3 separate regions of the Mus musculus genome follow, and regions 1 and 3 are each linked to region 2. A link is a loop called in an ENCODE intact Hi-C map of the cell type or tissue named here. Cell type or tissue: gastrocnemius. All regions are shown on one strand. Each heading gives the region's core, and the rest is flanking DNA. Links, peaks and the distances in the headings are about the cores only. Region 1 holds the start of Acsl6 (acyl-CoA synthetase long-chain family member 6). Region 2 overlaps Acsl6 (acyl-CoA synthetase long-chain family member 6). Region 3 overlaps P4ha2 (procollagen-proline, 2-oxoglutarate 4-dioxygenase (proline 4-hydroxylase), alpha II polypeptide).

What was found. Peaks named below come from ENCODE experiments on the same cell type or tissue, not always from the same donor. Only the 100,000 strongest peaks of a DNase experiment are listed, where the experiment ranks them.
Region 1: it touches region 2 in a loop (8-fold over the local background); 21 of 42 quality-filtered maps call a loop at or near these places.
Region 3: it touches region 2 in a loop (4-fold over the local background); 5 of 42 quality-filtered maps call a loop at or near these places.

What each region holds. Positions count from the first base shown.
Region 1 is chr11:54,303,640-54,313,944 of GRCm38, reverse strand. Acsl6 (acyl-CoA synthetase long-chain family member 6) reads right to left here and starts at 10,121. Exons shown (of 21, transcript NM_001033598.1): 1 at 10,023-10,121. Gm51861 (a long non-coding RNA gene) reads left to right here and starts at 10,244. Exons shown (of 3, transcript XR_003949553.1): 1 at 10,244-10,305. In gastrocnemius, for the core only: a CTCF peak has its summit at 6,342 (motif pointing left); a DNase peak (open chromatin) is centred at 6,327; H3K4me3 peaks cover 143 bases; H3K27ac peaks cover 4,437 bases.
Region 2 is chr11:54,350,730-54,361,034 of GRCm38, reverse strand. Acsl6 (acyl-CoA synthetase long-chain family member 6) reads right to left here. Exons shown (of 21, transcript NM_001033598.1): 19 at 8,912-9,013; 20 at 7,973-8,044. Among named protein-coding and RNA genes, the nearest start is that of Gm12224, 11 kb to the right of the region's middle. In gastrocnemius, for the core only: CTCF peaks have their summits at 3,493 (motif pointing right), 4,173 (motif pointing left) and 6,214; DNase peaks (open chromatin) are centred at 4,150, 5,791 and 6,249; H3K27ac peaks cover 453 bases.
Region 3 is chr11:54,122,391-54,132,695 of GRCm38, reverse strand. It overlaps P4ha2 (procollagen-proline, 2-oxoglutarate 4-dioxygenase (proline 4-hydroxylase), alpha II polypeptide), which reads right to left. Exons shown (of 16, transcript NM_001136076.2): 10 at 7,969-8,039; 11 at 7,651-7,750; 12 at 6,880-6,933; 13 at 6,399-6,458; 14 at 3,580-3,648; 15 at 3,134-3,230; 16 at 1,029-1,506. The coding sequence ends at 1,436. Among named protein-coding and RNA genes, the nearest start is that of Gm12223, 14 kb to the left of the region's middle. In gastrocnemius, for the core only: no CTCF peak of the experiment used is centred there; no DNase peak of the experiment used is centred there; H3K27ac peaks cover 758 bases.

The DNA.
Region 1 (10,305 bases), core at 3,480-8,479, 49 kb after region 2:
GGCTCACTCTGGAACTCTCTGGGGAGCCTGATTATAGCTCTCTCATAAGGGTGGCTGAACACTCCTTACATGCAGAAAGACCCTGACTGAGGGTTACTGCAGCTAGCTACTTCCCTGGCTACCCACATACTTACCATGACCATGCCTCCAACCTTCAACAACCTTCACCTCAAGACAAGCACCTCTCAAAAATTTTCACTCACCCCCAAGCCCCTGCTGGAGGCCCTGGCCACACAAGCGTGATGAGTAGAGCAGAAAGCCATGCTCAGGCTGAACTTCCAGAGTCACAGAAACAGAAGGAGCCTTGAGATCAGAGTCACGAACAGAAACACAGTATCTTTTTCACCAGCACTGAGATAAGCCTTGCTCTCCCTAGCAGAGAGAAAGTCAGGCAGGGACAAAGCACAGACCGCAGGGACAACAGCAGCAATGGTAGCTGCCCCTTTGGAGATATCTACCAGGCAGAATGACTAGAAATGGTGGCTGTAATGGACTAAGGGCTTGTGGCTAAACTGAAGTTCCATATTCCTCCTGCCACACTGCACACAGATGGAGGTGATCACCACACAGATGGAGGCTAGGGCTCGCTGTGCAGGAAGGCAAGTACTAGGCATATCAAGATCCTTTCCCTTTCAGTCAAGTCCATGGTTGGATTGCCTTGGCCTCAGGGCCAGGAGTCCATCTCATTGCTAGCCTAGACTGAGGACATTGTCACAAATGCTGCAAGCTCAAGCCTGGTGAAGGACACATCTGCTCTCCTGGTGGGAACATGTGCTCAAGGTACACGGGGGATGGATAGCTTCCTCTCGATAGGACCATGTTCCCTGAGGAAGAAAGGATCCTGGAAGGACACAATGGAGGTTGCTAAGGGGCAAGGGGCAAACTAAACAGTGCCCTGCTTGCCTGACTGTCACTTAAGAACACTGCTGCTTCCTTGGGGGATAACTGCTCAGAAAGAAATGGAGGGAGAGCCAGGGTGGGGACCTGAAGGACAGCTAAGCTGGGGCAGGGTGACACAATGAGTTAGTACAAAAGCCTGTAAGCTGTTTGTACCTGCCAAGATCCCTCAGTGTAGGGAAGGAGGCAGGTGCCTGGCTGTAACAAGGACCAGAGGTGCAAGCTGAGGCCAATGGGAGGACATTAAGTCACATAAGGTAAGAGATTACAGCTGGCAAGTTTGTGCCTCGTGTCTTCCAAGGCAAGGTCTGTAGATACCCTGAGGCCTAGAGATACAAAAATGTCCCAGGCAGGCTGTGTCTTAGCCAGGAGTGCAGCTGTTATAGCCTGGAACCCAGATGGCTCCTTTACCCACAATTCCAGGTAAGGTCTGTGTGTGTGTGTGTGTGTGTGTGTGTGTGTGTGTGTACCTTACATATTAAACAATAAATTAATCAGTCTTATCTTTGGTTCAAGGTACTTTTCCTAACAAAGATAAATTACCACATTTCCTAGCTGCCACTGGAAGAAATAAAAGGGAATTTTCTTCCAGGCAGTGCTGATAAACAGACGTCTGCTGTCTTCTGCACCAGTACTCTGGAGGTCAGGGGTGGTAGCTAGCTAGCACTTGCAGCCTCAGCCTCTGGCCCACAGGGTTAATTTAGGGCTCAAGTTCTGGGCTTTTGGCTGGGCCAGGGACTAAGAACTCAGGCCTCCTTTTCAAGGGCAGGATGAATGGGGAAATATGCAAATGGACGCCCTGCCTCCCAAGCTGCAGGGGAGGGCCTGCTGCTGGCAGGCCGGCATCACTCCACTCTGGGCCTGTCACATGAAAGGGTTTGCACTCCTGCTGCTGGCTCCTGCAGCCAGGTCAGGCCAGGGCTGTTCTCACCAGAAAACAAAAATCTCTTTCAGACCAAGTCGAAGTGAAGGCCCCAGCCGGTCCAGGGAATGCTATTGGAGGCTGTTGACGCTGACCTACTGAGGGTACACATCCCTGAATTCTGACTTCCCATCCAAAGAAAAGAGCCCAGCATCTTTGGAGAGTGCCCTAGAAGCCTCTGTTGGCCACTGAGGAAAGCACGGGGTGGGGTGGGGTGGGGTATCACCGTTAGGGCAGCAAGTAGGACCACCCCTCCTGCAGTTCTGTGGATCTTGTCCCTTTTCAGAAGCAGCAACATCGATGGCTGAGATAGTGAGGACAAGTTTGTTTGCTTTGTTTTTTTATAAAGAGACCTTGATAACTCTTGTGGTGTTTATGGTGAATGCTAAGGGAGAACAGAGGGAAAGGCCCAGGGCCAGAAACCAGAAGAACTCACAGTGTTGTCACAGGTGCTTTTGTTGCTTCTTCAGGGTGGAGAGGCAGGGAGATCGTGGGAAACATGAGGACAGGTCTGGACCTCCTGACTCTGAAATACAGTCAGAGCTCCACACTAGCAAACAATACCACAAGCAAGAATTCCAACACAGCCGGCAACTGCTTAAGGCCTTTTTTTCCCCTTTCCTAGCTGTAAAGCTGTAAATTTTATAGGAATCTCACCAGAAAATCTTTTTTTTTTTTAATGAAAAGGAAGCATACCAATGCCCTTGTGCACCCTCCAGGGGCCCCTGGTTTCATCTGATCAGTATAACTTCATTCAAGGCATCTCCGAGCCATCTAACTCATAAAGACGAGAACAGGTGAAGGGTTTCTCATCAACTTGTTGAGTTTAACACGCTTCTTTGAGAAGCTCAAGCCCGAGCTTCTGGGTGTGTCTTACTTTCTGAGTACACCTCTTCCTCTGAACCCTCTGGCTTTTGCCTATGTTAAGGCATCTTTAAGTCTCAACTCGAACTGGAGAGTCCCAAAATTCTTTTCCACACTGAAGCCAAGAGTCCTGGTTTGGAGGTTCTTAAACGGTCTAGGGGGATTCTAAGGCTGCTGAGGGTGACAGTGGCTTGCTGTGTCTCTGTGACAGTGGCTTGCTGTGTCTCTGTCCCCTCACCTCTGACACCCCAGGGTCACCAAGACCCATGTGAGGCTCAGAATGCTGCCTTAAGAATCAGTGATACAGGCAGCATCATTTAGCCTAAAAGCATAGACAGGGCAGGGCCTTAACATGTCCTTCTGGAGCCACACAAGGGTGAGAGAGGTGTTACATGGATCTCCTACAATCCAAGGCATGTGACCTTGTTGGCTTTGAGGCCTATGAAAAGGCCCAGCCCTGGTAGGAAACGGGCCATTTGCCACCACCCACCTGCCTCCAGTTGTTGTCCTACTTTAGGGTGGGGCCGTACAGGATATTTATGAAGCCAAGATGCCAGATGTGTCTCCATGAAACTTCAGAGAACTTACCCAGGGAGGAGAATCAAAGGCAGAGGAAGAGGAGGAGAGAGGACTCTGTGGGCCCAGAAAATGGGAATTTCACAAGTCATATCCTATCCTCTGCCCGGCCTGCAACACGGAGACCAGGAACACAAACACCTAAATCCCCAACTAGTCTGCTGGCAAAGGGAAGAGCATGGACCCCAGACATGGCCAGGCTTAAAAGCTGGCAGAGTGATAGCTGAGTAGGGGTGAGGTGAGGGTTTATCCCAGAAAACCTCATCCAATCTGCTGAATTTCACTACTGAAATTCTCTGCCTGCTAAGCAGAGTGCTAGAGTCTAGATGGCTTCATGAGGCCCTAGCTCTGGAAATAGAACAGTGGGGCTGCTACTTTTGAAGCCATGATGGTCCCTGCCAGCCTGGATGGTTCCTGCCTGACACCCCTATTCCCACATTGATAAGTACGTTCCTTCCACTGGCCTGAGAACATCCTGTCTACCTCTGAGTACTTCCCTACCTGATCTCACTGGCTGGCCCACATCCTACCTTGCTGCTCTCTCTGTCTCAGCTCTGACCGTCCTGCCATATAGCCTGGGACCGACCTTCCTGTCCAGTTTCTGTGTGACCTCAGTGTCGACTGGCTTTTCTGCTCATTCCTCAGAACCTGCTGTCAGTGTTCACACCAGTCTGCAGCTGGAGCTAAGGCAGGAGTAGGTGGGCAGGTAGATCTCTCAGGGGGGTCAAAGTCCCAACAGTTCAATGTAGTAGGAGAAATGGGGCTGATAACAGGCTCAGTCCGGGTTACTCCTTCCAGATCCATAGGAGAGACAGACAGTGCTGTGAGCCAGTTAGTAGGGTTTGCCTATTCAACCAAGGGTTGCTTTTTTCTCTCCTTGTCCCTCCTCCCCCTGGTAGTCACTAATCACTGGGCTGGTTCCTGGCTCCAAAGGGCCCCAATCTGGATTTGCTTATCTCAGGGTCTGGAAACTGAGATTTTGATTGTTATTGCTCTAAAGCCTCATCAGGCAGCCAGCTTGGAATGCAAGCCTGACAGGGCAGAGCACAAGCTAGCAACTCCTATCCTTCCACAGACATCCTCTACCTGAATGCTTAGTCTAGGGTGGGGCAGGATGAAGGACATTTCTGGGAAGGGCAGATGGATAGAGTCAGGTGGGTTGTTGGAGATGTTCTTCTAATGCTTTGATTCAACCAGGAATCTGAATGTCCAAGTGCCCCAATTGCTTTTTGATCGATCAATAAAGATGTCAGTGGCCAATGGTTGGACACGGGGTAGGACACCTAGAGTTGTGCATGCACAGAGAAGAACCGCCATGATGTGATGAGAGAAGGAAGAGGAGAGCTACAGGAGCGCCAACAAGCTATGTGAGAATTTGGGTGGGGTTCCCGATTGGGCCTGGGGTAGCAGGGGAAGGTTTAGGAGTGCCAAGCCTTTGAGGTAGCCAAGGCATTTTAAAAATAAGCTAATGTGTTTGTGTGTCTTTCACTCCAGGATCCAAAGATAGCTCCTGGGCGGGTGCGCACATTCGACCCACTGGGAGCCAAATTGGTGTAGCAGAACTCACCGCTACAGTGGGTCTAGTTGGAATGAAACAATCCAGGATCTGAGATTATCGATTAGATCTTAGAACAGATAGGGGAGTTCAGCTCAGAATTTCTGTTGCAATATGGTGTTGCCTATTCCCACATCTCATAGATCCCAAGTCTTCAATGAGTCAGGAGAATACTTGGGTATGGCTATACCTGATAGGTGAGAGTGGTAGGAATCCATCCATATCCAGGCATCCTAAGGACAGCCTCAGGCCAGATCCTGAGATCAGGTGGATGGTGAGTGAGAACTATGGCTAAGTCAAGGTAAGGGCCACCACAAAGGCAGGGACTTGACTGGATCGTCTTCTCAAGTATGCTAGGCAATGTACCTAGAATTACCTGACCGTAGAGAGACTAGATCTTGGAATTACAAGGAAGCAAGAGCCTTCAGAGAAATCTCCCTTCTACAAACCATCTATCCTGAAGCTGTGAGACATCCACCCACCTATCCATCCATCCACCCACCATCTACCCACCCATCCACCCATCCATCCATCCATCCATCCACCCACCATCCACCCATCTACCCATCCATCTATCCACTCATCCACCCATCCACTTATCCACCCATACACCCATCTATCCATCCATCCATCCATCCATCCATCCATCCATCCATCCATCCATCCATCCATATTTCTCCTTCACTTCTAGAGCTCCTGACAATATCAGGGACTAACCAGAATTTGTCCCTGCACAGTGAGGCCACTGCCTTGGAGATCCTTCTCAGCTATGCTGGGTAGAGCAGTCAGCACACACTCCAATCTGTTTGTTTTTTTGAGAGACAATATTGTATTCCCCAGGCTGACTTGGAACTTGCTATGCAGTCAAAGCTATCCCTGAGTTCCTTGTGTCTGCATCCCAAGGGCTGGGATTGTAGGCACTCAACTTTAACTTTAACTTCAGACACTTCTGTTGCTGACCTCACCCCATCAGGACCCTCTGGCCTAGAATGCTTTTTTTTTTTTTCTACTTCATTTCTGCTTGTTAGAAACCTGGCTCTCTCCTGGACTGCAAGTCTGGGAAGACATTCTGACCCTCTGCTTCTACGGGCATCTTCCCGCTTAAATTCCTCTGGGCCTCAGAGCTTCATGCAGTAGGTGGTGACAACAGCAACACAGCATTGTGGGAAGATTGAAGGGAAGCTTGCAGAACCATAGAAACGTTTTGATTGCCGTACAGTGTGTGCAAGGTCAGGCAGATGATATGTTTATACTCTGTTCCCTCCTTTCATTCAATGAATGTCTAAGTACCTACTGTGTGTCAGGTGCTGGTTAGATAAACAACATACCTACTACTATATGAAACTTGTTTCTTTTTGCAAACAAGACAGACCTTCTCCGTACTACCCCGTGTACAGAACAGCCCTGAGTTCTATCGCATCTGTAGCTGAGCCAAGTTCAGCTTCAAGAAGGTCAACCTTAGAATCACAAACCCCAGAGAATCAGCAGGGGAACAGGATGGCTGGGTTCTGCTGCCCCCTGGTGCCAGCCTGCTCTTCCTAGTGCAGCCTTATGCCCATGCAGGCTGCCAAGCAGCTTAAAAAAAATCAAGGTAAAGGCTTGAGTACAAATTCAAACTTTCTTCCTTTGGGAGTCATGCCCCAAATACCTGATTTTTCTGGAGCTTCACCATCAGCCCCAATTTTTAGCCACTGTTTTGGGCTTCATTTGACTGCTCCAGGACTCATTGCCCTAGTCGAGTCTGGGGCTAGGGGTGGGATCTGATAGGGCAGAACTGAGCATGTTTGTGCCTGCTGGGCCAGATCTGTCATATCAGCCTCTTGTAGCCATGGCCCACTCCGATAGGGTGTGGTCCATGTCCCCAGAGCAGGAGTCAGAACTGGAGGTTCATCTCTGCCTCCTTCTGGAGCCCAGCTGCCACTCGGGCCAACCTGGGCTACATATATTCTCGTAACTTAACAGTCCTACACAACACTCCTTGCCTCCAGTCTTGATTGTTCCTGATTTAGCCTGGCCACTGTACCTAAACAAAGGGTCCTTCTGTGCTCTATGATAAAAAAAAATCCTCTCCTCTAGGACCCATCCAACAACCCAGGTCCTCAAGGCAGAAGACATGAAAACTCAGCCCCATCACAGTCCTTTCTGCATACCTTCGACAGCTCTGACTTCTTTTATTTGGTATTTGGCTACCTGTCTCTGATAAATGCCCCACGTCCTGCAGAAATCCATACAGGCATCACTGGTAGGTATGGTCTGAAGTTAAGCAGGTTGGATCTTATACAAGAGTTTAGAGCTACATCAGCCTGAAGGAAGGGGTACCTTTTAGTAATGTATCAAGAGTGGTACCTCTTTACAGTCCACATACAGGTGTCACAGAGGTGGGCAGGAATCCCAACCCACTGATCCCATTGTCCTCTGAGTGCTTGGGAAATGGTGGGCATATTTATTACCAGACTGAGCACATGACTCATGCTGGACTCATATCCTTGTCTCCTTGTTTACAACTCAACATTCGGGTTAGATCTGGAATGGCTCGGTACTGTGCAGCCCAGAGCTCGTGGCTCTTCCAGGCTGCTTTTCCCCCATCTTTCCCTGAAAGCCCTTGAGGTCAACTTTTGCCAGACCAAGGTTTGTTTCCCTAGGGATGCACTGAGTAGCAAAAAGCACACAGGCATTGGCTCAGGAGCATCTTCCTGTTTGACAGAGTGGCAGAAACCTGGGAGCTACACTGGGCTATAAAGTAGATTACAAAGCAGAATTCATCCTTAGGGGTGTGTGTGTGTGTTGTGTGTGTGTGTGTGAATGCACATTTCTCAGACCCTTCCACCCTTCCATCCCAAGAGAAAGCCTGAGATCTAGCAAAGCCCCAAGAAGGGCAGGCACATGACCTATAAAGCCCCCACCATGCATGTATCTGGGGTATTGCATCTAAGGAAAAGCACATGTCAGACTCTGCCTTCCAGCAATCAGAGCAGCTTGGCCTCTGTGAAAGCAGCTGCCACCGAGCACAGGAAAAGCTCTGCTTGACTCTCAGAGCCCTTGTCTAACCCCTCAGTGAGGCAGGTGCCCCCTTTTCTTATCCAAGGAAGCATGACAGAAGCTCACCCTGACTCAGTGACGGTTGTATACAAGTTATAGACAAGAAGCCCTCCCACTCAGGGGCTTCTCTCACAGGCTACTGATGATCCCTATCACAAGTGGCCCTGTAGCCTCCGGACACCTTCCTGGAACCACAAAAACTTCTGAACCAAAGACCAACGCTTTGAACCCATGCTGGGTGGGGTTCTTCCTGGAGTAGAACAAAGAGGACCAGGTACTGAGAAGAGGCTCATAGGCAATTTTGTCACGTAGGCAATAAATAGTGTATGTTACCATCACCACTACCACCAGCACCAGCACCACCAGCACCACCACCACCACCATCATCATCATCATATTTTGATTATCCATGATCCCAACTCTCGCCTATCCTTGCCTGTTGGCAAGACCAGAGTGGCCCTGAACAGCCTGTCACCAGACACTGGCATACAGAAGGAGCTTAGGGAGCTGAAGGGATTAGAGAGGCCTTAGTCTCCCCAGCTCAGGGAGACTATGCCCCTGTGGCCTAACTCAGGACAATTGTGGGGGCGGGAAAAATAATTACCTGGCCCACCATCCCCTCAGGTTCAGACACGATATAACCAAGCACTTGGCATGGGTTGATCAGCTAAAACTTGAGATCAAATTCCAATCTGCCCAGTGTTATCCATATGGCACTGGGGAAGTCAGTTTTTAAATCTCAACAATAGAAGAGGTCCCACCAACCTCCTAGGTTTCACAGTGAATATTAAAAAAAAAAAAAAAAAAACTCACACATGAAAACACATGATTCTCACAAAAGAATCAACCTCTGCCTTTCCTTTAGCTCAGAAACAACTTTGTCACCACCGCTGATGGTGCTATCCGAATACCAAATAAGAAATATTAGCATGGGGAGAGCATTTGGCCTGGGCTAGGCCAAGCATTTTCACGTACATTATCAGGTTTAGAGATTCTGCACAGAGCTGGGGCCGAGGTGGGGCTGGAAACCCTTTAGAGGTATTAGCCGGAGGCTTGGAGAGGGGAGAGGCCAGTGCTGAGAAGTAGTATTGGTAAGGGGTGGGCCTGTTGGGAGAGTACAGGTATGGGTGTAGGAATCTGGGGAAAGTACTATGCAGAGATTTATCAGGAGTCCTGTAGCTTCCTAAGAAAGAGGGTGCAAGGATGAGGGAGGGAAAGGGGTGAGGCAGGGGGGAAGCCAGGGTACAGCCTTGGGCAGAGCTAAGGGGCAAGTAACCAGTCTTGTCCTCTGGCTAAAGGGCAGCAGGGACCGCTAGTGAGAAAGGTTTCTGGCTGGATCAGGAAACCCAGGTCAGCTCTGCCGTACAATTCACCAAGGGACCTTGGTGGTGGTGGTGGGGGCAACATAACTTGGATTTTGGTCTCTAGAGATGGACACAGACACAAAAAGTCTGCCCTTCCCTTGGCACGGGGCCTAATCTGATCACCGGTTCTCACCACAAGGAGAAAGGAGCTTGAGAACGGAAGGGGGGTTATGGGGGTCTCAGCTAGTAAGGCCCTTCCTCCGGGCTGACCCAGCTGCTTCCCCAACGCTGCCCATGGACCCCCACCAGAATTGGGGGGCGCCTCGGGGACCTTGAAGGGACAATTCAGCAGCCGCAGCAGAGGGCTCCGCAAGGTGGAGATGTCACACCCGCACCCTGGGCCGAGATACTACAGCTTCCCGGAAATGGTGGTCAGGATCGGACCGGGACTTACCGGCAAACAGCCAGAGAGAACCCCCCGACACCAAGAAGAAGGTCAGCATGTCGGTGAGCCGGCCCAGCCCGGCCCGCACTGCTTCCCAGGCCCGCAGCCCCGCAGCCCCAGAGCCACCGCCGCTGCCGCCGCCGCCGGGTATTTTTAGCCCCCGCCTCCCCGCGCCGCTGCGGAGACCCGGCGGGAGGGGGAGGGCGCAGCGCGCGCTCCTCACGGAACCCGACTCCCAGCCCCGCAGCGCGCCGGGACTCCTGGGCAAAGAGACAGCGGCATCCGAACTGCCGAGCCCGACTGGGGGAGGGGCTGGGCCGCCCGCCCCGCAACGTTCTGGGGGAAACGGGCTGGAGGAAGGGGCTCACGGGCTCACTGCCGCTCCTACCTCACCGTGCCTCCACCCATGAACGACCCTACCTCCACACGACCGGCCTCCAAGGTTTTATGGCTAGGCAGGCTCAAATGGCAGCGGGGGTCCAGGGCTTCTGTCCCAGAAAGTGCACATGCTGAAGTGCCGGTTCCTGGCTGAGTCAGACGCCCCCTAGGACCTGATTTTGTAGTTGCTGGGAGCCACATCTGCAAACCCAAGAGGGAAGGGAGTGATGGGGCGGGGGGGGGGGGGGGGGCATCAAGGTGAGGCTAGATTGGATAATACCCACACTTAATAAGAATGCTCAAGGTCAGGTTGGAGGCCACACAA
Region 2 (10,305 bases), core at 1,699-6,698:
TTTAGTGGGAGTTAAACACAGCATTTATAGCATACAGGGTGAGAGTAAGCAGGCAGAGAGGAATATGCACCTTGGCTTAAGAGTACCATGCTGAGTCAAAATTATATACAAACACATTTCAGCTTATTTGATATGGCTGGAACCCACCCTTTCCTTTTGCCATCCATCCATCCATCCATTCATTCATTCATTCATTCATTCATTCAACAACTTTACAGACATGAACAGTTTGTTTGTTCTGCTAGGCACCAAGAATAAAAGGAGTCCTAAATACCAGCACCCTAAGTGGTGTATATTAGGGTTTGCAGAGCAGACTGCAGGATGCTGGGCACTTTTTAACATGATGAGCAGGGAATGAGGAGCACAGACCTGAGGTAGGGTAGTTAGTGAGGTAGGTAGTGAGGTGCAGTCAGGGAAATCAGCGAAGATTTCACCAAAAAATGAGTTGAGGCCAGGTATAGCTCTTAGCTGGTGCTTGACTACCGAGTAGGATGCGTGGGTTTGCTCCCCTAACATCCTATAAAGCCAGGATATGGTGGCACAAAACTCAGCACTCAGGAGGTAGAGTTAGGAAGGACAGAAGTTCAAAGTCACCCTCGGCCATCTATCAAGCTGAAGTTCAGTTTGGGACACCCCCATCTTAAATAAATAATCAAGCAGCAACGAGGGTGGGGTGGGTGGGAAAGTGAGTGGGGGAGGGTTACACAGGCACAGTCATCAAGAACAAAACCAGGATTGAAGAAGCAGGATCTACAAAGGGACAACTAATGGCTTCTCATTGGTACATAACGAAGTCAAGTGTGGTAGGGATGAAGCTGAAGGCATAGACAGGCCAGTGTGGAGAAGGTGGAATTTTATTCCAAGTGCAAGAGGAAAGGGCTGGAGATTTCTAAGTAAAGCAGACACATACGTGCTATAGAAAGAAATCTTCGGGAGAAACTGGAAGTTGGCTTCGGGGGGAGTTAAGAATAGAAGCATATGTCCCGCTCATCGGAGACAAGCCAGCACTCATAGAGCGGAAGCAGGCACAGAGATAGGTGAGCAGGTCAGAATGAATCGGAGGCACAGTGACAGATGTAATGTGGAGGGAGGCTGCTGTGAGGACTCCAGTGCCTGCTTTAGATGGCTGCCTAGGGATGATGTAATTTTTACAAAGAATGCAAAGGGAAATGAGGGGGAGCATAATGAATTAAATCAATATCCTACTGTAGACATTTTTTTTTTTTTGAGACAGGATCTCATGTAGCTCAGACAGGCCTTACTCACCATGGAGCTGTGCATGACCTAAAACGTAGGAGCTCCCTTCCTCTCTCCTCCATGCTGGGACGACAGGCATACATCACCATACCTGGTTTGTGCAGCAGGAGGAGGGAGGATAGAACCCAGGGTTCCGTGTATCCCAGGCAAGTACTCTACCAACTGAGCTGCATCCCTAGCCTGAGCCATGAGCTTTTGTGGACTCCTTTAGAGAGAGGCATGGTGGGAGCTGATCTAGCATTCTCATTGCTGCCTTCTGTGTGGCAGAGCCCAGGCTCCTCAGACAAAGTCTTTTTGCGAGGTGGACTGTGTACAAGAAAGGATGGAGGGATGGTCTAGGAGTGTCTCATAGGACTTCTGTCATGTGCGGTTCCAAAAGGAAGACTTCCAGGCAGTTGTCTGAGAACGTTACATCTGAGTCAGGGCTGAACACGTTAATGGTGTGATCTTTAAGAAGTTGTATCCTAACTAGGGCCAAATCAAGTGATCTCTGCAGAGGTAATGCACTTATTAAAGAGTTCTAACACGTATTTTAAAAATCACATCAAAGTGTGTGTGTTAAAATACACAGAGAACCAGGTATAGTTTAGGGTAACTAATGTTCATTGAGCACCTACAGGGTGTACTATGTTTTACACCAGGGATACAAGGAGAAACAAGTAGCGCTTACTCACATGGAACCTACAATCCAACGAGAGGTGTTAGTATTTGGCAGACCTGTGCAGGGATGAGCGCCGGGGGGGGGGGACTACAGCTGCTCCTCCAATCTCCCTGCCCCACTTCCCCCGTGCTAACAGAAACCTGACTTAGTTGGGCCCAGAATCCGTACCATGACTGTCCTGTTCTCTGATTTCTCAGCTCTGCTTTGCAGCTAGAGGACAGCCATAAGATCCATATCTGGTTACTAGTCTAGAAAAAAATTCTTCCCTAATTAAAAAGTTCAAGCACAGCTACTTCTATTTCCTCTCCCCTTTCTTCCTTGAATGTGAGCAATGTTGAGAGTTACTGCAGCCACCTCACCACCATGGATTGAAAAGCCAACACACTAAGGGTTGAGAGAAGTGGAGAGACAGGAAAAGTCCGTGTCTTTGAGGACCTGTACCTACCTGGGATCATCCATCTTTCCACTTATGCAAAGAAGGAAAACCCAATAGACTGGGAGTGGGGTTTTTCTGTGTGAGTTGGCATTTCTTTCTGATACACCACAGACCCTAGGCTTGGCAGAGTTTGCGCTGTGTTTCCTTATTATGTTTCTCTTCATTGCTGTGACCAAAATACCTGACAGAATCAGTTTAAAGGGAGACCAATATCTCTGGCTCATGGTTTCAGAGGGATTGAGTTCCTCATGGCAGGGAGGCCGACACAATGGCTCCATCAGTGGCAATGGGAGGGAGGCTGCAACTTGTTCACATGGTGGTGGATGGAAAGCAGAGAGATTAGAACAAGAGGGGTTTGCTCAAAGACTTCTGGGACCTGCTTCCTTCAGTCAGGTCTCACTTCTTAAAAGATCCGTGACTTTTTCAAGATAGTGCTACAGGTTGGAAACTGAGAGCTCAAAACATGATCCTGTGAGAGACAAGGTTCTTTAAATAGGTATATGTGAGCTGAACGGTGGAGAGTAAGCGTTAAGTTAGCCAGCTGTAGACAGCCAGGGACAGGGTGGAGTGGTCCTATTGGAAGCGTGTGCTCAGGCAGAGGCAGTGATGTTCAAATCTCTGCAGCCTGTTACAGATGTGATACATGTGACATAGAAGAGGATGGGTCTGGAAAGAATGGCCATATTGGAAAGAGCAGTATACATTGCTAGCAAGTTTGGACATGACTCTCGACATGGAAAATTAAGCCCGAATGGCTCTTTGGAAAGATGACTCTTAAGATGGATCAAGGGGCTAGGAAGATGTCTCTGATATTAACAGTACAGCATCCTAGCAGGTGGCTATTTAGAGGTGACAAAGAATTCTTTGCTCAAAAACTCCATTATATCCACTGAATTTTTTTTACATACACAACCCCCCCAAAAAAACCTTAAGACAAAAAAATTGTCTAATTTTCAGTGTATTAAAAAAGGAGTCTTATTGTTCATTTATGTCCATGAAACTGGCTTTCCAAATTTATCCATCCGTCCATTTGTCTGTCCATCCATTCATCTATCTATTTATCTATCTATTTTATGTGCATGGGTGTTTTGCTTGCATGTATGTCTGTGCGATATGTGCATGCAGTGCCTGTGGAGACCAGAAGAGGGCATCATATTTTTTGAAACTGGAGTTACAGACAGTTGTGAGCCTCCATGCAGGTGCTGGGAATCAAAACCAGGTTCTCTGGAAGAATAACAACTTTTCTTAACCACTAAGCCACCTTTCCAAGTCCATTTGTATGTATGTACATACGTATGTATGTATGTATGCATGCATGTATCTATGTACATACATATGGATGAATATAAGTAGTTTTGAGACAGGTATCTCTCATTGTGCATCACTAGTTGACCTGCAACTCACTATGTAGACTCACAGGGAATCCACCTGCCTCTGTCTCCTGAGTTTACTACCATGCCTGGGTCTTTCCAACTTTTAATAAATTTTATAGAAGAAATAGAAAGAGAATGCCTGACATTAGCTTAGACTTCTATATTGAAACTTGTCATTGAAATGAGATTTATAGAACTTTCATTAAAAAAAAAAAAAAGATAGCATTTAAACATTGCATTGGAAAGTAAGACCTCCAAAGCCTCCAGTTATGTTATTTCACAAGACCATGAACTTTCCAGGGGCTGGAGAGATAGTTCCTTGGTTAAGAGCATTGGCTCCTTTTCCAGAGAACCCGGGTTCCATGACCAGTACCCACTTGGAAGCTCATAACCATCTGCAATTTCATACCCAGAGGATCTGACGCCCTCTGCTGACCTCCAAGGGAACTGCACATACGTGGTACATGGACATATTCAGGCAAAACACCCATACCCATAAAATAAAGAAATGTAAAAACTCAGAAACTTAAAAAAGCAACAACAAAAACAAACTTTTGTATTCTGAAGATTTTCAAAGGTATTGACTCGAGTTTGCTTGTAGATAATAAACAAAATAAATAAATAAATCATTTAAGATGAAAGATGGAAAGAAAGATAAGCATATCCATGAATCAGGGAAATGATAAAAGCATCTCTAAACTGATTCCACAAGTATCCATTTCAATGAGAAGCAACACAATATGACTAAGGAGAAGGTTACTGGTTAGAAGCTGAAAAATCTACATGTCAAACTTCATTCTGTATTGTCTATGCAAATTAGTGAGCCATTCAAATATCAAGAACATTATTAATTCACAATTAAATGTGCTCAAGTATATGCTAGTCATCTACTTGTTACTAGGACAGTTTAAGTGTATCCTATTTATTTATTTATTTATTAATCTACTCATTTAGATATGCATCTTCTAAAGATCTCTGTCAATTACTAATGGCTGACCTATTTCTTAGAATTGCATGTTTCTGGAATTTATGCCACAGTAAATCCATTTTTGTTTTCTAACTCAAAGTTTAGTACAAGCAACCCAGCCCGGTAACCCTGAACTCCTAAAGTTTATACAGGATAACGTAAACGCTGGATGTAGTTAGGTCATTCTTCATGTGTTTAGAGCTAATCCTTCAAGGCTGGACAGGTGGCTCAGCAGGTAAGAGCACTTACTGCTCTTGCAGAGGACAGTGGCTTGGTTCCCAGCACCTCACAACCATTCTGGGGATGTGGGGTCATCTTCTGGCCTCTGAGGGCAGCATACATTCACGTAGTGCACTTAAATACATGCAGGCGAGCCACCTGTAAAAATAGGGCTAATCCTTAATAGCTTCCCCCTCTCCCTTGAGACAAAAATCTCACTACACAGCCCTGGGTTGGCCCTGAGTCTCTGCTCCTCCTCCTGTCTTAGCCTCCCCAGAGAGGGGATGGCAAGTGCGGGCCACTATCATTGGTTGATGGTTTTTGTGCGGGCCACTATCATTGGTTGATGGTTTTTGTGCGGGCCACTATCATTGGTTGATGGTTTTTTTTTGTGCGGGCCACTATCATTGGTTGATGATTTTTGTGCGGGCTACTATCATTGGTTGATGGTTTTGGGGTTTGTTTGCTTTGTTTGTTCGCTTGAGACGAGGTCTTAGAGCCTCAGTTGGTCTGGAGCTTGCTTTGTAGTTGGGACAGCTTTGAATTTCTGATCTCTCTACATCTACTTTCCTCGCGCTGGGGTTATATACACTGCCTCCATGCCTAGTGGACGTGGTGCTGGGTGTCAAATCCAGGGCTACATTCTCGGCAACGACTTGCCAGTTAAACCACACCCCCAGCCTCTGGCCACTTAATTTTGAAAAGGGAAAAGACCAAGGCAAACATGGACTGTGGATCAATTGGGGCAACCTCTGTGAGGGACAGCCTGTGTCCGGAGTGCACCTTCCTCTGGACAGGAGTCCTGCCATTCGTCAGCAGAGGCTCCGTGTGTGTGTGTGTGTGTGTGTGTGTGTGTGTGTGTGTGTGTGTGTGTGTGTCTTGGGGTGGCATAAAGCAATGAGGACAGAATGACAGAGAAGACCAAGAGGTGACAACTTTGGCAATGACACCGAAGACCTCTGGGATGCCACATGACTTTCCTGCATCTGAGGTTACCATGGTGAGGGCAGATTATTAGAGCAGAAACTACACAGGCACAGGGAAACTCAAGGACTCTCTTTCCTCATTAGTGTTCTAACCAAAGGCAATGGAGAACACTGCGATTTTAAGGTTCCTAAAATAATCTTAAGGAAATAAATGTCACACACACACACACACACACACACACACACACACACACACACACACATTCTCTCTCCCCTCTCTCTCTTCCTCCCTCCCTCCTCCCCGCCCCCAATTTCATTTTAGTTTTTAATCTGTGTCCCGTGTAGGTTATACATCTCAGCACCAACAGATGGCGTACAGAGCTTGGGAATTCACAAGGATGTCACCAGGTGCAGCCCCAGCTGGTCCTTCAAATTGCCCCAGGATACAGGGTCTGGAACCACTCAGGGGTAGCCCCTGAACCACATGACCACATGTGATCCAGCCACACAGATCCCCATTAAGGACAGACCACACAATACGTTCTACCACATTTGGAAATTGAAATAACCATAGCGGCAAATATGGACCTTCTACTCTGAAAAGTACCAATTAGCCACCGTGCTTTGGAGTCGAGCTTTAGCCAGCCTGAAACACTTAACTGACAAGCAAAAGTTGGTTTCTCAAATTGGTTAGATTTAAACATCTGTTCCAAGAGGAAAACAATCTTAAACACTTAAAACCGTAGCTGGATATGGTAGTTAGCTCACACCTGTAATCCTAACATTTGGGAGGCTGTGACAGGAGAATTGCAGCAAGTTCAAGACCAGCCTGGGCTACATAAGAAGTAGCAGGCCAGCCTGCTCTGACCTGAAACCACTATAGCATGAGACCCTGTCCAAAGCCAAGCAACACAACAATAAAAAAAGAAACCTTTGTGCATAAACATATTTTGATTCAGATTAAACATAAGAATTTTACACTTAAAAACAACTTTAAAATTAGTTGTAGGCTATCATCAAAACTGCATTTAAAATTTAAAACTTCTTATAAGCCTTGCAGATCCCTCATACTATATTTTTTGGGCGATTTTGATAGAAAACATGTTTGTTTGTTTGTTTGTTTGTTTTTTAGACAGGGTCTCTCTACAGAGCCCTTGCTGTTCTGGAACTATGTAGATCAGGATTGCTTTGAATTCAAAGAGTCGCCTCCCACATGCTGGGATTAAAGACATGTGTCACCAAACCCTTTGAAAAAGCAGTTATTGAAAAAAAATTTTGTTTACCCCCCCTCTTTTTTTCTTTCTTTCTGTGTGTGTATGTGTGTAAACAAGCATTCGTGCAGAACACACATGCATGTACAAATACACACATACATGTGTGGAGTTCAGAGGTCAACTTTCAGGAGTTGGTCCTCTTCTCCCATTATATGGGGCACAGGAACTGAACTCAGGTCATCTGGTGTGACAGCAGGCACCATTACTTGCTGATCTATGTTGCTGTCCCCAGAGAACAATTATGGATGCTGATAAAAGACAATTATCTCAAAGTCCAAAGGATAAAATTTTTATTAGCGTGTTACTATTTTCTACTTGGAACCTTCCTCTCTTTGGCTTTTACTTAAGAGTACAGATGCTAGCAGGGAGGTGGACTGAGCATGCTCAGTCCTGAGCCCAGCTACAGAGAGTCTCAGAGGAACTGAGTGTCCTTTGTTTGCAGGGGCTTTGTTTCTTTCTCCTTTGCAGAAAGGCCACTGGGCTGATAGTGTCCTCTTAGCAAGTAAGCTTGCCTGCAGCTGCTAAGACAGCAGTGCCCATAAAAGTAAAAATAAGGTAGGGTGCTTGGGAGCCTGACCGGCCCACATGATCTCTCGGGGACAGCAAGGCTTCTATTTCGGCCTTATGATCGCCTGCGGTTGTAAGGGCAACGAGCAACAGCCTTACTTACTTGTCCAGCGACCTCATTTAGCTCAGGAGCGGGAGGTGTCAGTTGGCTCACAACAGCCCTTCAGGGGGTCTTTGTGTGTGTAGCCTTCTGGTTGGCCACATACCAGGCAGGGAAAGAGGCCAGGTCAGGGTCAACATGCTTCTATGTAACATGGGGGCGGGGGGTGGGTGGGTGAGAAAGGTCAGTTACCTGTTCAAAAGAATGCAGTCCGCTTTCTTTCCCCAGCATCACCATGTCATCCAGAATGGCTTTCTTCAATTCCTGAATTGAACCATGTAAGTGAAACAATAACACATTTCAAATCAGGGAGGGGGGGCGGTGCAGATAGAGGGAACAAAGTTTTGAATTAAGGTCAACCAGTGAGAGAGACACATAGGTCTCTTCTCTATTGAGGGTAACCTGGTGCCATGCCAATCTATACCTCTCTCCGGGAGAGAAAGGGAGGCAAATGGCCCAAGAGGTCACTGTGGGTGGGTTAGGGCATGCTTTGTTTAAAGTGGTCTGTTGGTCAGCGTGGAAGTGCTGTCACTCCTATGCAAGCTTGGGCTCAGGGCAGGGAGAGTAGAACCAGAGATGCCAGCCTGCATCTGCTGCTGAAACACAGAACAGCAACTCTCCCTAGATGTCAAGACAATTCCATGATGGAGCGGTGGGTGCTTTAATCGGAAAGAGCTGTGTACTGTTTCCATCTTATCTATACCTGTTAACCCAGTACACATGAGATCCACCTTTCCTTGGCAAGGGGCAGAGAGCCTGTGTTCACATCTGACTCTGCCATGAACCAGCTGTGTGGTCTGGGACAAATCACCTCCTCTTAGACAGCTCCCTTCCAAGCTATGGGGCAGTGGGGTTAGATAAACTTTGTGTGATGGCTCCTGGTCCCAAGAACCAAATGTTTTACTCTGTTTTTGTTTGTTTGTTTGTTTGTTTTTTGTTTTTAAAGAAAGCAGGGAGGTCTTCAATAACCACAAAAGGGCAAATCTCTGCTTTGGGGTTCCTACAATGTTTAAAGTAATACCAGACACATCTTATGCATTTAGATTTCACGGTCGTCAGCTTTTCTGTCCTCTTGTTAGGTGACTTATAAAATGCTCAGCAGCCTGTCGGGAGCCACCTTGGGGTACAGACCTTTTTCATGCAGAGTTCCTGATAGGTCCCTTCGATTCCTTTCTTCTGAGCCCAGGAAGGCATGACTTCAGGGTCAGGCACGACAATGCCAACCAAAAAGGCCTACAAAGCCCACCAGAAAAGCACAGTCATGATAAAGGCTTTTAGAGCTCTCATTTGTGGTCCAGCAGTAAAAATAATCTCTCGGCATTCTCAGACTCCACCCTTTCCTAAAAATAAGTCTACAGTTATGAAACATTTGTTCAGAGGTTATAAAACACTTCCACTAATGTGCTACATGGTCCTGACTGATCACGTCTGACATGGGCCTGATCAGTGGTTAAGTATTTGATTAGCTTGCCTGAGGCCCTGAGTTCGAGCTCCAGTTCCAAAAACCAAAAATTAAATACACTCCTACACACACACACACACACATGCACACTACTGATATAACCCCAGATTTTCATGCCAACCTCAGATCTGCACGTCTTGGAGGGTGCTAATCTAACTTGATTGATCCCAATTCTGTGAGCCCAAACATTTCCCAGAACTTCCAAACGACTTCCAATTTATTCATGAAGAACTGTTTTAAAGTTTTTGGTTATTTTCTTTAAAAGTGATTTAAGGTTTAATTATATAAACAAATATGCACAGGATAGAATAGAGTCAGTAATTCTGATACCATAGGATATCTTTTTGGTTTTTCTGACCGTGACCTAAATGATATTGACAGCAAATGTTTTAATACTGATAAGCAATATTATCATCAGTAACATTCCTTGCATTACTATATTAATTTACCTGCACAATTGATTTGCATATTAAAATTGAAACAACAGTGCTTATAGGGTGGGGTATCTCAGTGGTCTCAGTGGGAGAGTGCCTGCTTAGCATGCAGTAAGGCTCTGAGTTCAACCCACAGTAACACAGACACACACACACACACACACACACACACACACACACACACACACAATCAGGAAAGCAAAAATACTGAATTTTTACTTAATATCTTTTTTTCAAGAAAACCCTCCTTGGAAGTTAGTGGCATACAACTAAAAGTTAGTGGAAATGTCTATTTTTTGTCTTCAAGAAACTTGCTTGTCCTAACTGCAATTAACCAAATCCTAAGTAATTAAGATTTCTTCTGTGCTTTTGCTTTGAGGCCATGGCTGCACTCAAACTCAGGATCCTTTTGCCTCTGCATGCATCACCGTGCCTGGTTTTATGTGGTGCTGGGCACCCAGGACTTCCTGTTTGCCAGGCAAGTGCTCTGCTCAGTGAGCTAGATTCCCAAGCCCCATAATTTCTCACTTAGAAAGGATTTTTTCCTCTTGACTAGAAATGTATGGGTGAGTCCTGGTAGTTGACTAGAAATCAAAACGCAATCTGGAGGTTCTGGAGGGCCGGTATGC
Region 3 (10,305 bases), core at 2,399-7,398, 230 kb after region 2:
CAAACTTGGTCAGTGAAAATGAGGTAACTGTATTCAGTGACCTGGTCACAGGAGGGAAACTTCAGTGGTGACCGCAAACCATCAGCCCACGGCTATCACTGACCTTTGGGGACCGGGAAGGAGATGCAGTCTGGTGGGCCTCCCACACGGTTCCCGAGTGCTGACAGGAAGGTTGCAGCCGGCAGAAGGTGACACATGCTTTCACATTCTTCACATTTGTCACCGGGGACAACTCAGTGTACATGTCCCATGCCGAACATTAACAGCTTTCCAGCTGTGAACACCTGTTCTCTCTGTGTTCTCTGGGTGAGCAGGTGAGATTACTTACCACCTCCGATTTCCACACTGCAGCCTGGAGGGCACGCCAGTGTGGAAAAACCAGGTCTAGAACCTGGGGCTAGTGTTCTGCTCTGCAGAACATCTGTATGGCAGAGATGCACACAAATCAGAAAAAAAATTGTAAAAGAGCTCCTGCGTGGTGTGCTACACACTCATGCGTGTGCGTGTTTGTGTGTACACCGGCTTGTGGAGACTGGCCATCCACTTCTTCCATTTTCCTCTGTGAGCTTCCAACCTTATTTTTTTGAAACAGTGTCTCTCACTGAGCCTGGAGCTTGCCAATTTGGCTAGGCTGCCTGGTCAGCAGGCCCCAGAGATGCTTGCCTCTGCCACCCTAGCACTGAGATTATAGGGAGGCACTGTCAGGCCCTGAGTTTTATGTACTTGCTGGATATCAGAATTCAGGTCCATGTTCGTGTGACAGGCACTCTTTTTTTTTTTTGGTTTTTCAAGACAGGATTCTCTGTGTAGCCCTGGCTGTCCTGGAACTCACTCTGTAGACCAGGCTGGCCTTGAACTCAGAAATCCGCCTGCCTCTGCCTCCCGAGTGCTGGGATAAAAGGCATGTGCCATCACGCCTAGCTGTGGCAGGCATTTTAAGCCAAGCCAGGCCCAGTTCCTGGAAACAATACCAAACAATACAAACAATACCAAACAAGAATAACAACAAAACCAAAACACTCCAAAATAAGGCTATTTAAGGCTTCTGGCAGGAACATTTTTATTTTTTGGTTAAAGCCACAACAAATAGAAATGTGATAAAAACACACATGTAAACAGCATCAGAACTTTGGTTTCACTGAGACATCTTCTACCTGAAATATCTGAGGTACAAAGGCACCGTGCCGGGTGCTATAGTCTGGCTCTACCGCAGCCATGCCAAGACACCCCCAGAGCCAGGGCAGGTGTAAGCTGGTCAGAGTCTGGGGCCCAGGTCACCCAGGACTAGGCTCAGGATATACTCTCTCAATTCAGTCAAACACTGGCTCCTCCAATGACCTGCCTGACAGGAGCTGGGACATAAAAAGGAAGCTGTCATGTTGAACTTGAAGATGATTTGGACTATGGGCCAGGGAGGAGCGGAGAGAAAAGGACGTCAATCAACTTCCGTTGTTCCACAAGGTCTTAAGAACTCCTGTCCTCGCTCATGGAACCACTTGTTGGAGACTGTGAACAGAAAGCAAGTACATGACCATCCCACCTATCAGTTCAGCAAGCAGCCAAAACGAATGCTTCCTCCATGATGACCACTGCCCTGTGCTCTGTGGGTAACACTCCAGTGCCACACGGCCTCAGGCTTCAAGCTGCTCACGTGCTGATGAAAATACATGAGCACACAGATAATGGTGCAGAAGCCAACCAGTGATTCGGTGGGTGTATGTAAGTTACCATGGGAACAAAGCCAAAGAGCATCTCATGATGTTAGGGATGAGAGCAGTACTGAAACAGAACAGGAAGCCAACAGAAGTTATCCCAGAAAGAAGGCGGGTATACCATACGGCTGCCACTCCAAGTGGAGTAAACGCAGAAAGTGAGCTGAGAAAGTCTCCAAAGGCAGGAGCCACTCTGGTAAGTGTGAAGGACCTCAAGAAGCTGGGACAGGGACAAGTAGAAACTGAGAGGTGAGGGACAGGAACCTGTCAGCACTGGGCAGGGTTTGGCCATGAGCCTCAGGCCCTGTGAGCCACAAGACAGAATCTTAGTGCTGTGGGCACCCCAGCTGAAACACTGTCCCTGCCATGTCACAGGCATGGACCATGAGTGTTCCTCAAACATGGGCTCTCTCAAGGGATACAAAAGTAATGCAGAGCAGATGATATAGCTCCTGTTATAAGCTCCATCTGAGCTTAAACCCCAGAGCCCACATCATGGAAGGAGGGAAACCAGTGTTTCAAATTGTCCTCTGTCCCTCACACACATGCCATGGCACTTACACAAACACACACACACACAAACACACACACACACACACACACACACACACACACATTTTTAAAAGTAATGCACTACTAAAGACAGATTTTAAAATACAATTTAATACCTGTACTTAACTAAACAAACTGTCTAGAAGACTTAAGACTAATAGCATATGTAGCGAAATGATAAACTTTAGTTCTTATTAACTCACAGTGCTCACATGTAGACTATCTGTGCTATGCTTTCGACACCTAGTAGATTAGACTTACACTGGTCTTTCTCCTCCTGAATCGGCAACGACCAAATTTTCATTTGTTTATTTTACCTTTTCTGTGAGCCAATCACTATTTATCGCCCAAACTCCAAGAGTTCTAAACGCATGTGGTCCCTTCCTGTCACGTTCTAGGCCGTTTCTAGTTCTCCACAGCAACTTAAAGGATGAGGCTAATATTCATCTTCTCTGGTCTGGTCCCAACCTCCAGTCTCACCTCTTGGCTCCAGTCTCATCTCAGACCTGTCCTTCTTCAGGTGACAAGGACAGTCAGTCTCCCACCCTGCTACCTAAGATGCTGGTTATAGCCACACAAGTCTTGCTTGCCCTGGACAGACACCTCCCAGCTACGCTCCCCTAAAACCCTTGCCAGAGACTACACTGGACCTATGGTGCTCATGCAGCCCGGGCTGCCTCAGCTCTCTGAGCATCTCTGAGTGTCAGCAGACAACTGCAGGAGCTCTGGCTGGGTGGTACAAGCCAGAGAAAACCTTTTGTGATGAACAGAACTGAACGCAGTTAGCTGTCGTCTCCGCTTCTGCGCCTAAGGCCAACCATCAAATACCAGGTTGAGGCACTATCCACACTACCCCTCAAGCCACTCACCCCACTTGCAGCCCACAAGCACAGGGCAGGCTGCATGTCTCGTCCGATAATCACCTTCCCCACTGCGAAGAAGGTTGTACCAGAATACAGCTGTGCCCTGCGAAAGAGATGAGCTGTCAGAGCACACCCTAAAGATTACTCACAAGGACATGCTCCAAGAACCCCTCACCCTTTGACAGAATGTCCCTCCTTTCCTGTGTTTGGGAGATGGGGCTCTGGGACTCCGAAAACTAAGTTCTTAAAAAGTACCTATCCTTCAAATGGAAGGAAGTTTAGAAACTACCTGCCCTGAAGGGTCTTCCTTACCATCCCTTCTCCCTGGGTAGAAGTTCAGGGTGCAGGTGGGAAGGAATTAAGGTACATCACATTGACAGTCAATAGCACTGGGGGACAGGGACAAGGTCTGAGGCCTGCATCAACGTGTGACCCTGAAGAGTCACACTTACCTTCTTGGGCCAAATAGCAGCTCCCAAGTCAGGAAAGACGGTGGCACCACCAGCTTCGACATCGCTCATCTGGGAACATAAGGCAAAGAGCTTGGTCCCTCTGGTCAAGGATGGCAGGCGACCCTGAGGGGCTCTGCCTGGAGGCTCTGCTCTATGGCTATCCTCAGCCAAGAGAGACTTCCCACACACCACAAAATCTGTGGGGTTCATCAGGACAGTCTCTATGGTTGGATGTCCAAGAGCTAAAGGCCCCAGAAGCCCCACAGTCAGGCTGTCCTTGAATGGGAACAATCCAAGCCTATTTTAAAAATGACTATCTTCGTCTAGAGAGACATCTCAGTGGTTAAGAGCATTTGCTGCATATGTAACAGAAGATGGCCTAGTCGGCCATCACTGGGAAGAGAGGCCCCTTGGCCTTGCAAACTTTATATGCCCCAGTACAGGGGAACACCATGGCCAAGAAGTGGGAGTGGGTGGGTAGGGGAGCAGGGTGGGAGGAGGGTATAGGGGACTTTCGGGATAGCATTTGAAATATAAATGAAGAAAATACCTAATAAAGTTGGAAAAGAAAAAAAAAAACAGCGTTTGCTGCTATTACACATAACCCAATGTAAGAGCACTTGTGGAGGCTCACAACCATCCGTAACTCCAATACCAAGGGATCTGATGTCCTCTTCTGGCCTGTGGGCACCATGCATGCACGTGGTACATGCAATATATATACATACATATATATATACACACATACATACACACACATATGCAGGCAAATACTCATACGATATAAATACATCTGAAAAAGAAAGAAACTAAGGAAGGAAGGGAGGGAGGGGAGGGAGGGAGAGAGAGAAAAAGAAAGAGAGAGAAAGAGAGAGGGAAAAGAGAGAGAAGAAAGAAAGAAAGAAAGAAAGAAAGAAAGAAAGAAAGAAAGAAAGAAAGAAAGGGAGGAAGGAAGAAAGAAAGAAAGAGAGAGAAAAGAGAGAGAGGAGAGGGAGGGAGGCAGAGAGAGAGAGGGGGGGGGAAGGAAGGAAGGAAGGAAGGAAGGAAGGAAGGAAGGGAGAAAGAGAGAATAAATGCCCACCTTGACTCCATCTTGAACCCTCACCCAGCCGTGCCTTGCTTACGCCACTGTGCTTAGCCACTGCTCTGGGCAGGAGCTCCCCATGGCTCCCAACCTCAGGAGCATCCCTTTCCCTGTGTGGCTGTTTTCCTGGCTCTCGCTGCTCTCATCAGACTTTCACCTTCCCAGAATGCCACTCTGCCTCTCCTATGGTACTAAATTACACTTTTACTTGAAGTGGGTTTTGTTTTGTTTTATCTTGCTTTTGGTTTGTTTTAGTTTTCTGTTTTGTTTGGTTATACTATAATAAAATATGGCCTGTAAGGTAACAAAAATTAGTGCTAAGAAAAAAAAGAGGGAAACCCCTAGAGCTAAAAATTCCCCAGTATGGCGCACACCAGTCTGACAGAAGAGGCAGGCACTCAGCAGGCTCACGATAAGAAAGATGACAACACCCAGTGGCTTCCCCAGTGCTAGGGTTCCAATCCAGAGAGTCTCCAAGTCAGTCTCCCCTGCCTCTCTCTCCAGACACACTAACCTTTGTCCATTTCCCAACATCTCAGACATTTTCTCTTCCAGGCCCCCACACTCTCCTCTTTGCCATAAAAAAAAAAGTTCCACAAATTTCCATTTGACTTTCAAGTCATAACTGACATGTTATTTCCTAAATGAGGCCTTTACTAAACCCCATGCCTGGGCAAATTCGTCAGTGTTTGTCTCCATGGGAACCAAGTAACACTCTCTCCCATGCTTCTATCGAGTCTCCCAAGTCGGATCGCAGATGTTGCAGTGGAGACCACATAGGACCTTGTCAGCAGTGTGTGTGCAGGGCAGACCTCCAGCACATAATTAAAACGTAAAGAGGAATAAGCAAGCTTCCTTTCTAAGCCCCTTGACTCGGCTTCCTTAGACTGAGCTGCTCCAGCGGGGAAAGGGAAGCAGAAGCCTACAGATGGGCGGGGTAGCAGGAGGGAAAATGGCCAACCACACTAGCAAACAGAGGCCGTTATCTTTTAAAAGCCCCTCCCTGCTTCCCGTGCACTTTGCCACCAAGACAGAGCCTACCAGGGCTCTCATCCCCAAAGCTCAGAGTAGAACTGTGTCCACCAAAGGGAAGCAGAAGCAGCCACCACACAGACATCTGTTTAGGAGAGCGGACTTGGCATCAGGCAGTGAAAAGCACAGAGGGTTCCAGGCGTCCCCTTTGATGCGGTTCATGTGGGCTCAGAAAGCAGGATGGGGGTGGGTAAGGGACTCTGGAAGTACTCTTTAATAGAAACAGAGTTTCCATTTTACGAGGTGAGAAGAGCTAGGGTAACAGATGGTAAATGGTCCACATTAGGGATGGATTTAATAAATGTCACCAGAACACACCAGAAAATTGTTACGATGGTAATTTTTATGTTATGTATATTTTTACCACAGCTAAAAATAATAATGATGTTGGGGGGTGGGGAGCCAGGGAGTAGCAGAGAGACAAGCACACCGGTGAGGACAAAAGCCAACCCTCTCTACTCTAGGCAAGAAGGGCACCGAGGATCCACTAATTAGCAGCTGATGCCATGAGCCCTGATGGGGGTGGGATACGGAGCCCGGTGGCCCCAGGGTCTCCACGGGGCCCATCAGATACGTGCATCATACTCACGTAGTTTAGAAACGTGGCCACACGGTTCCCAGTCCCTAAACGCTTGAAAGCATCTTGCTCATCGCTCTATAAAATTAAGTGAGAGTGAACAAAACCGCCCAGCCCAGTACTTACATAGTTAAGAAACGTCGCTAACCTATTGCCCTCCGTTTTGAGGCCGCTGTCAAAGGGTCGCTGCAACAGACAACAACTTTTATCCAAGTTTCCAACTAACTTGCCCGCCACCCAAAGGACTGGGACCAAAAGGGTCAGGGGAAGGTGGCAAGTTTGCCTTCCCTTGAGAAACCAAGAATGGGACAAGGTAATACAGGGAACCCCACTCAGAATACAACAATGGGGACCAGGGAGAGGCAAGAAAACCCTTTACAGGGACCTAGAGAAGTCCTTGACTTTATTATCAAGCCAAAGCACCCACACATCAATTGGATGCAACCAGGCTCCACTGGGCTCTGCAGGTGCTTTGCCAGCAGCACAGAATTTCCCCTTTCACTAGGTAGGTGGAGGAGGGATGCCGTGGGAGCTGAAATGTTTCTAGAAGCTCCAACCTTCTCAAACCAGCCAGAGAGGAGCCCTCCAAAGACGATCGGAGCCTTACCCTTGAGAAGTCAAAGTGTGGTTCGTACTGTCCCCCCATTCCGTAGTTTGCGACCTGGAGAGGGATTACAGCGTTGCATTTGCCATCAGTCTGAACAGCCCCGCGGCAGCCCGACTCCCCAGGGATGCCATCTCCCTAGGCCTGAGCACAACCCCCAAGCTTTGTGTGTGCATGTGTGTTCTTTATGTATGTGGTGTATGGATATGGTGGTGTGTGCATGCAGGGGCCAAAGAAGGATGTCGTGTGTTCACTCTATCATGCTCCACCTTATTCCCTTGAGACAATGAACCTGAAGGTAAGCTGACATCCAGCAAGCCTCCTGTCCGTGTTCTCTCCACAGCAGCTGGGGTGACAGTAAAATGCATAGCCACACTCAGTTTTTTGTCTGGATGCTGCAAATATGAAGTCAAGGCTCATACGAGCAGACATTTGTTCCCCTGTTGGTGGTACTGTGTGGGGAGGCTGGAATCTGGAACCTGGCTAGCCTAAGGGGGTCATGAAGATTATATCTTCTGTTGGTTCTGGCCAGGCCTCTGGTTTCTGAATCAGCAAGATGTGAACAAGCTCTGTTGCAAGCTCCCGCTGCTAAGCCTCCCCATGGTGGACTGAGACTGTGAGCCGAAGCGGATCTCCCCTCTGTCAGTTGGCTTCTGTCAGGTCCTTTCATTAGGAACATAACTAATGCAGAGGGTGAGCCTTCTCTCGCAGCCTAAGCACTTTGGGAAAACACCTCGCCCAACAGAAGTCCTCCAGCCCCAGGGACCAACCCACCTGCAATAGCTCTGCAGTCTTCACCGTTAGCCCGGTGATATGTTGCATCCGCCGGTTGACCCGGGCCACAACAGGGTCGTCATCCTCCTCTAGCCAGGAGCTGGGCAAAAGAAAAGAGCAAAGATGAAAGGCATGGACAGGCTTAGATGATGTCCTCTGAGCCCAGTCAAGGCCAGCACTCACGGGCAACAGGCTAAATGCTACGGAGAGCGAGGCAGAGCAGCAGGCTGGATAAGGTGGCATTGGCATGCTCTTGCATCCTATGGGAAGCTCCAGGGTTGGGCTTGACCAGCTACCCCACCCCATCCCACCACTCACCTTTTGGAAACTCTGTAGCTGGCAACAGTGAGGACACCTGTCTTGGGGTCACGCACAGTGGCTCGTGCAAGCTGAAAGGGAGAAAGAGAGGAATCCTTCTTGGTGTTGGTGTTTTCCCAGAGAACACGGAGGGCACACAGTAGGGCGACGGCTGCAGAGACTGACTCTAGCCAAGGTCCCATGATGCTATAGTCTAGTCTCCACTTTCCTCTGTGCTCAGAGGCCTGGCACACCCTCCTTGCTCACTACCCCCACCCCCACCCCCACCCCCACCACCTATCAGGTCTATGCTGCCGGCACTGTTGTGCTTATGAACTCTGCTTGGTTCATGCATTTATATTCCCTGAACAAGGCCTTCCTTGACAGGCCCACACAATAGTCTGGGCTTTGATGATTCCACAACACTCAGACTCAACCTGAGGCTTCTCTTGACTTGGTCAAGTTTTCCCACCCTTCTGCCAAGAAGCTATCCAAATACTGTCTGCTGTGCCTCCTGCCTTGCTGGGCTCCCACTACTCAGCAAGGAGACAGTTTCCAGTCTCTTGGGGCCCTCCTAGAGTCAACAAAGTAAACAGCAGGAATCTGAAGTATGTGGGTGCAGAAGCCACCCATTATGGGCAAACCATACATACACACATGTGCACACGTACACACAAACACACATACACACACCCTTTACCCTAGTTCCCAGTCTCCGTATAAAGGCTTAGCAAGTACTGCCAGCAGGGATAGACGTGTCTACAGCAGGATACAGATACCTTATCTGTGGTGTGGACTGTCCTAGTGGGCTCAGATGATGTGGGCCTGGTAAGGAAGACATGTCCAGACAGAAGTACAGATGAGCCAAACAGAATATTGCTGACTCTTGCTTTTAATAACTATTTGATTGGTACCTACTGTGTGCCAGGTGCTAAGCTGGGTGACCGAGACATGACGTCTGCCATCATATAACTTGGTCAAGTGGAGACAGTAGAAAACCGGTCAGGTAATTGTAGCATACTACTAAAAGCTCACGGGTGAGCTGTAATGTCCCGTGGGAGAGCAGCCAAAGGATTGCAGTGGATGGGTACGGTGGAGAGCCAGGCTGATCCAAGTCATTATTCTCTGAGGCTCTCATGTGTGGAAGGAATGTCTGAGTCTTGGTGGGCTTAGTAATGGCCTGGGACCCTGGCCTTGGGGAGCTGAAGCTTTGGATCCTAAAACCAAACCCTTCCCACCCTAGGGGCCTATAGTTGTCAGTCCCAAATTTGTGTGCTCCTCTCTGATGCCCTGTATTCCCCTTGTGCAACACTGCCTGATTAGCTTCCTGCTGACTTTGTCATACTGTAGGATAGCTTTTCAGTGGCACTGTCTCACTTATACCCTGAAAACAGTATATACGGTGCCAAACTTCTTTAAAAGCTGTGTGACAAAAGACATATCTTATTCGAGACCTCCTGAGCCCACCTGTTCTATCTTCTTTATCTCTGAACCCCCTGGTCCTTCCTCCTTAGGACCGTGCCCCTCTACTGGTACAGGTTAGGGTACCAGGCACCTGGAGTCCTGTACATTACAGCAGCGGGGAAGGCCCGGGATGAAAGGGCACTGGCTACACAGGCTGAGGCTCCAGGATGTAGTGAGATGAGGACAGGCTGGGGGGAAGAAGAGATGAGGTCTGCTGCCATCTTATGGTCAACCTGAAATAGGGACAGCCTTATGTAAGGGAGGGATGGGACGGCTACAATATAAGGACTATTGTGCCACCTTATGGAAAGGTGACACAGAAGAGACCAGAATGGGGGAAAAAACTAACAGAATGCTTGAACAAGGATCAGGGCAAGAGATGGCAGTGGCCTGGAACAGGAGGTGACAAGAGAGATGGAGAAGAGAGCCATAACGGAAATGTGGTAAGGAAGTAAATTGGCCCATCTGGTCACTTTGCGTCATAACATTCTAATGTGAAGATGGCAGCCAGCATACCCAGCGAAGACGGGTTCCCCAGGCTATGGTCCTTCTCTGAGCCTAATGGATAGTCATCCCTGCCTGGTGACATCCATCGCCACTAGACAGTGCAAACATTGGAGCCTCAGCATTGGCCTGGTGCCCGAAAAAAGACTTTGGGCAGCTGTGTTCTGCCCTGGGGACAGACGGGGCTATTTTGAAAGCAGACTGGGGACTCACAGACAGCTGCCAGGCATTCTCCACAAGCCAAGCTAAGCTCATTGGCCCCACTTCAAAGCCAGAATAGCATCTGTCTGTCCTAGCCTCCGGAAAGAAGAGGTCAGTGAATGACGGCCAATGTGTATGCTTGTCACACGGCTCCTGTTCAAAACACAATTGTCCCAACGCCAGCCACCT